Regions from separate parts of the Homo sapiens genome. Here region 2 is linked to region 1. Evidence: chromatin loops called from intact Hi-C (ENCODE). Cell type or tissue: pancreas. All regions are shown on one strand. Region 1 overlaps RPL7A (ribosomal protein L7a). Region 2 overlaps GTF3C5 (general transcription factor IIIC subunit 5).

The links. Hi-C counts contacts between places; a loop is a spot of excess contacts. Peaks named below come from ENCODE experiments on the same cell type or tissue, not always from the same donor. Only the 100,000 strongest peaks of a DNase experiment are listed, where the experiment ranks them.
Region 2: a loop joins it to region 1, with 2.4 times the contacts of the local background. A loop is called at or near these places in 8 of 110 quality-filtered maps.

Annotation. Positions count from the first base shown.
Region 1 is chr9:133,351,106-133,353,605 of GRCh38, forward strand. It overlaps RPL7A (ribosomal protein L7a), which reads left to right. Exons shown (of 8, transcript NM_000972.3): 8 at 157-321. The coding sequence ends at 261. SURF1 (SURF1 cytochrome c oxidase assembly factor) reads right to left here. Exons shown (of 9, transcript NM_003172.4): 6 at 1,589-1,661; 7 at 1,341-1,503; 8 at 956-1,037; 9 at 653-877. The coding sequence ends at 808. Among named protein-coding and RNA genes, the nearest start is that of SNORD36C, 1.5 kb to the left of the region's middle. In pancreas, a CTCF peak has its summit at 1,049 (motif pointing left); a DNase peak (open chromatin) is centred at 1,066.
Region 2 is chr9:133,047,431-133,049,930 of GRCh38, forward strand. The region is part of intron 3 of GTF3C5 (general transcription factor IIIC subunit 5); the gene reads left to right. Among named protein-coding and RNA genes, the nearest start is that of MIR6877, 3.3 kb to the right of the region's middle. RefSeq lists a silencer at 1,315-1,384. In pancreas, a CTCF peak has its summit at 1,280 (motif pointing right); a DNase peak (open chromatin) is centred at 1,391; H3K27ac peaks cover 1,356 bases.

The sequences.
Region 1 (2,500 bases):
CACAAATCTTTCTCCCAAATAACTGGCTGGCTTAACCTATGAGAAGTTCTATCTGACGATCAGCTTGGAACAGCCAAACAGAATTAACGCAACTAATAACCTTGAAAATCTCAGAAAACAGTAAGCCAAGCTAACTGCCTCTTTTTGTCTTTTCAGATCCGCCGTCACTGGGGTGGCAATGTCCTGGGTCCTAAGTCTGTGGCTCGTATCGCCAAGCTCGAAAAGGCAAAGGCTAAAGAACTTGCCACTAAACTGGGTTAAATGTACACTGTTGAGTTTTCTGTACATAAAAATAATTGAAATAATACAAATTTTCCTTCAGCCAGTGTCTGTTGAGTATCTCGGGTTGAATCTTACTTGGGGTTAGCAAGTATCTTTTTGAGACACAGCCTCACTCTGTCGCCCAGGCTGGAGTGCAGTGGTGTGATGTCAAAGCAACCTTCGCCTCCCAGGTTTAGGATATTCTGGTGCCTCAGCATCCCAACTGGCTGGCCCATATTTGTGTTTTTGGTAGAGATGGGGTTTCACCATGTTAGCCAGGCTGGTCTGAGCTCCTGACCGCACCCGGCCCTTCCCACCCTTAAATACATTCTTAAACCAGGCATTTTGTTCCCTAGAGATGTAACTTGAGTATCAAGTTTTGGGAAAGTTCTTTGGACTGAAACCAAGCCAGGATTTTATGATGAACCAGTCATGAGCTCATTTAAGGTAGAAGGCCAGAACTTTATACCAGTAGCACATGATCCAGCATAAAGGCAGTCTTGAAATACTGCATTATCCAGGGACAGGGCTTCAGCAGCTGATCTGTCACACACCAGGTGTCCCACGTAGGAATTTCTTAAACCACAGGTAGGATGTAGCTGCAGAGAGTCCATACCTAGGGGTTGAAAGCAAGCCAGCATTAGCAGGCTGCTAGGCTGAAGGGGAGGAAGCCAGAGGGCCGCTGGGGACTCACCAGGTCACGATGTACTGCAGATGCTCGTTCCTCAGAGTAACTCTGGTTTGCCCTCCAATGGGTCCTCCAGGGACTGTGCTCTCTGTGGAGACAGCAGACTCAAGTCCACCCCCTACTGGCCTGCCAGCCTCTGCACCACTTCCTAGTGGCTGTCATTTTTGCGTGGCCAGTTGGAAGTCCTGTATGGCCTTTACGTTGGGTGACCATCCCCGCCCTTGTCCGCTCAGTACTTGCCTAGGTTCTTTGCTGAGTTGCTGCCTCCTCCCACCCGCCATATACACATGTGAGAACATAAGCCACAGTAGTGACTGGGCAATGAGGGTTAGGAGGAAGGACAGTATTCACAAAAGCTACTTGTTCCGAGATGGGCTGGTCCACAACGTACGGAAGTTGGCATCAATGAAGATGGGCTCTGCGCCTGTGATTCTGGCCATAGCTTCCAGGTCTCGATAATGCCAGTGGTTCCTTTCTGGATTGTTCTCAGGGACAAAAGGCTGCCTGGTTTCTGTCAGCCTCACCATCCCAATGAGGTCCACTTCTCCCTCAATCTATAAAGGAAGGTGTGTGAGATTGCATGGAGCCTGGTGGACTCCCAGAGCCTTCTCTAAAGTAGGAAGAGTCCATGTCCCTTACCTGGCCTTTCTGCCGGGTTTCAGGATTCACTTTCTTCCTGGGAACGAACCCTCTATTTACCAGGATGGTGACTCTAGGGTAATGAAAGTGCTACTTCAGGTGGGGAGGGTTTTTGACTAAAGACAGTCACTCATGGTCACTCAGGCACCCATAGGAACAACTAGAGCACCAAGGAAGGCTTTTAAAACAGGGCTGGCTCAGTGGAGCCCTGGCAGTGCCACACAGGCAAAGTCTTCCTCTCTTGAGGCACCTTCGTGGTTGGTAAAAGGCTCCCTGCCACCATCACTACCTTTTTACCAGTGTGGCTTTCCCCTTCTATCTCTGCTTCTTGTGGTCTACCTACTACAACGTGCAACTGGTGAGCAACGCTGCCACGCCAGAGTTTAGACCCCACACCTCTCCCCTGAACTATGGCAAGAGCTGTCTCCAATCCCTCCTCCTAACCAAGGCAGCCGTGAGGAGCAGCCCTGGCACCCCAGCCTGCTGGAGATGAGTACTTGGGCCCCATCCCAGCCCTAAAACAGGAACCCATGGGTTAACAAGAGCCCCAGGTATTTTCATTTTTACGTGAATCCTCCAGTTCCCTAGTTAATCACACAGGTGCTCCTGTACCTGTCATTTGCTTTGCCTGGAATGTTCTTCCCATCTCTTAACTCCCAAATAGCCCTCTAGGGAGCCACCCCTGCCTCCACTCCCTCAAGGTAGGGCTGGGGTCCTTTCTCTTGAAGTCCTCTTGCTGGCCCCTCATAGCTTGCCATCATCTAATGTGTGGGCAACTAGACAGTTCTCCAGAGGCAGGGCCCCTGTTTCACGAATCCCTCCTTTCCCTTCAGAGGTCAACATACAGAAATTATCCAGTCATAAATGAGCTGGCTGAGAAGATTAAGTCAATGTCACAATTAGGGACTTAAA
Region 2 (2,500 bases), 300 kb before region 1:
TGCAGAAAACTGTTGCACATAGAATGATACCATTTTCTGTAAGTGTATTGTACTCACTATAAGAGTTTGAAGCAGGGGGTGACATGATCCTTCCTTTTTTTTTTTTTGGAGACGGAATTTCCCTCTTGTCACCCAGGCTGGAATGCAGTGGCGCGATCTCGGCTCACTGCAACCTCTGCCTCCCAGGTTCAAGTGATTCTCCTGCCTCAGCCTCCCGAGTAGCTGGGATTACAGGTGCGCGCCATCACGCCCAGCTAACTTTTGTATTTTTAGTAAAGACGGGGTTTCACCATGTTGACCAAGATGGTCTCAAACTCCTGACCTCAGATGATCCGCCTGCCTCAGCCTCCCAAAGTGCTGGGATTACAGGCGTAAGCCACCGCACCCAGCCTATTTTTTAAAGTTACTTATTGGCCAGGCATAGTGGCTCATGCCTGTAATTCCAGCACTTTGAGAGGCTGAGGTGGGAGGATCGCTTGAGCCCAGAAGTTTGAGAACAGCCTGAGCGACATAGTGAGACCCTGTGTCTACAAAAATTTTTTTTAAATCACCCAAGTGTGGTGGCACGTGTGCCTGTGGTCTCAGCTACTTGGGAAGTTGAGATGGGAGGATGGCCTGAGCCTGGGAGGTCAAAGCTGCAGTGAGCTGTCATTGTGCCACTGCACTCCAGCCTGGGTGACAGAGTGGGACCGTGTTTTAAAAAAAAAAAGTGGTTTTTTGGTTTGTTTTTTCTTCACCACAAGCAGCATACTCTTGTCAGAAACAAAAATACATAAAAGAAAACAGACTGGGCACGGTGGCTCACACCTATAATCCCAGCACTTTGGGAGGCCGAGGCGGGTGGATCACCTGAGGTCAGATCAAGACCATCCTGGCTAACACAGTGAAACCCTGTCTCTACTAAAAATACAAAAAAATTAGCCAGGTGTGGTGGTGGGCGCCTGTAGTCCCAGCTATTTGGGAGGCTGAGGCAGGAGAATGGCGTGAACCCGCGAGGCGGAGCTTGCAGTGAGCCGAGATCGCGCCACCGCACTCCAGCCTGGGCGACCGAGTGACACCCCATCTCAAAAAATAATAATATACAAAAAATTAGCCGGGCGTGGTGGCGCATGCTTGTAATCCCAGCTACTTGGGGGGCTGAGGCAGGAGAATCGCTTGAACCCAGGATGTGGAGGTTGAGGTGAGCTGAGATCGTGCCATTGCACTCCAGCCTGGGCAACAAGAGTGAAACTCCATCTCAAAAAAAAGAAAACAGCACTTGTCAGCACTGCCGCCCCTGGCACTAGATGGCAGCAGCATCTGAGTTACTGCTCTGCCCTGTGGGCCAGTGGGAAGCTGTTTCCAGCCCCTGGGGTAAAATGAGGGAGGAGGGCCAGCTGCCCTCGGGCCCCAAGGCCCCCCTCCCTCCCCATGTGGTTTATCAGTTTCCAGCACCTGGAAAGAACCTGCATTTTCTCCCAGGGCTGCTGTCGATTCTCCTGCCCTGCTCACGTTGCTGGGTGCATGAGGACTGGCAGGGAGGAGACCTAGCCACTGCCTCCTTGGCCCCTTCCTGGGGAGATTGAGCTTCCCACAAACCAGGTGGGCAAGCAGAGGCTGCTGGGTGGCCTGACGGGGTCGTCCTAACTGGAGGATGGTGGGTCCCTCCTGTTCCTCAGGGACTCTCCAAGGTGGTCCTGTTGACTTTGCCATCAGCACCCTTCGACCCCTGCCAGCAGTTCCCCACCTACTTAGAATCATGGTGACACAGACCACAGCCTGAGGCCACCATGGGGAGCGGTCTGGGGATGCAGCCAAGGCTGCCGCAGCCTCTCCCTACAGGGTTGGGCACAGGTGGGCTGCTCTTGCAGGTGACCACCCGGTTTTCCTGGGGAACATCTTTGAAAACGCGATAGTGCTGACCTGTCCCGTGCGGTTTCTAACGCAGGCACTTTAAAAAGAAGGCCCAGGCTCGATCCCGTCTTTCTAGTTTTGTTTCACAATGTGAAAATTACTGCTATTCTTTGTAAGTGTGCAGATGCTATGTACTCATGTAGAAAACTAAGGTAAAATGGAAACACATTTTAAAAGGTAATGATCACCCGAGTGAATTTGATGATGTCCGAGACCTACTTTAAGATGCACTTCGATGAAATGCAGTTAACCATGTGCTGATCATTGCTGAAGCTGGTGACGGGCTTGTGGGGGTTCTTTACACTGGCCTGCCTGCTTTTGTGTCAGTTTGGTGTCCAACCTTAAAGACGTAACTACTACAAATATTTTGAGAAATACCTACCTAAGGGTGTTCTGTGCCAACATACAGAGGTAGTTCTAGAATCTCTGCTTTGTATGTGTGTGTATGTGTTTTAAGACTTTATTTTTTTAGAGCAATTTTAGAATCACAGCAAAATAAGGCGCAGCGATTTCTCCTATGCCCCCCAGCCACCCCCACTCAGCCTCCCCCGTGATCAGCATCTCAGTAGAGTGGGGCGCTTGTTACCAGTGGATGAACCTATGCTGA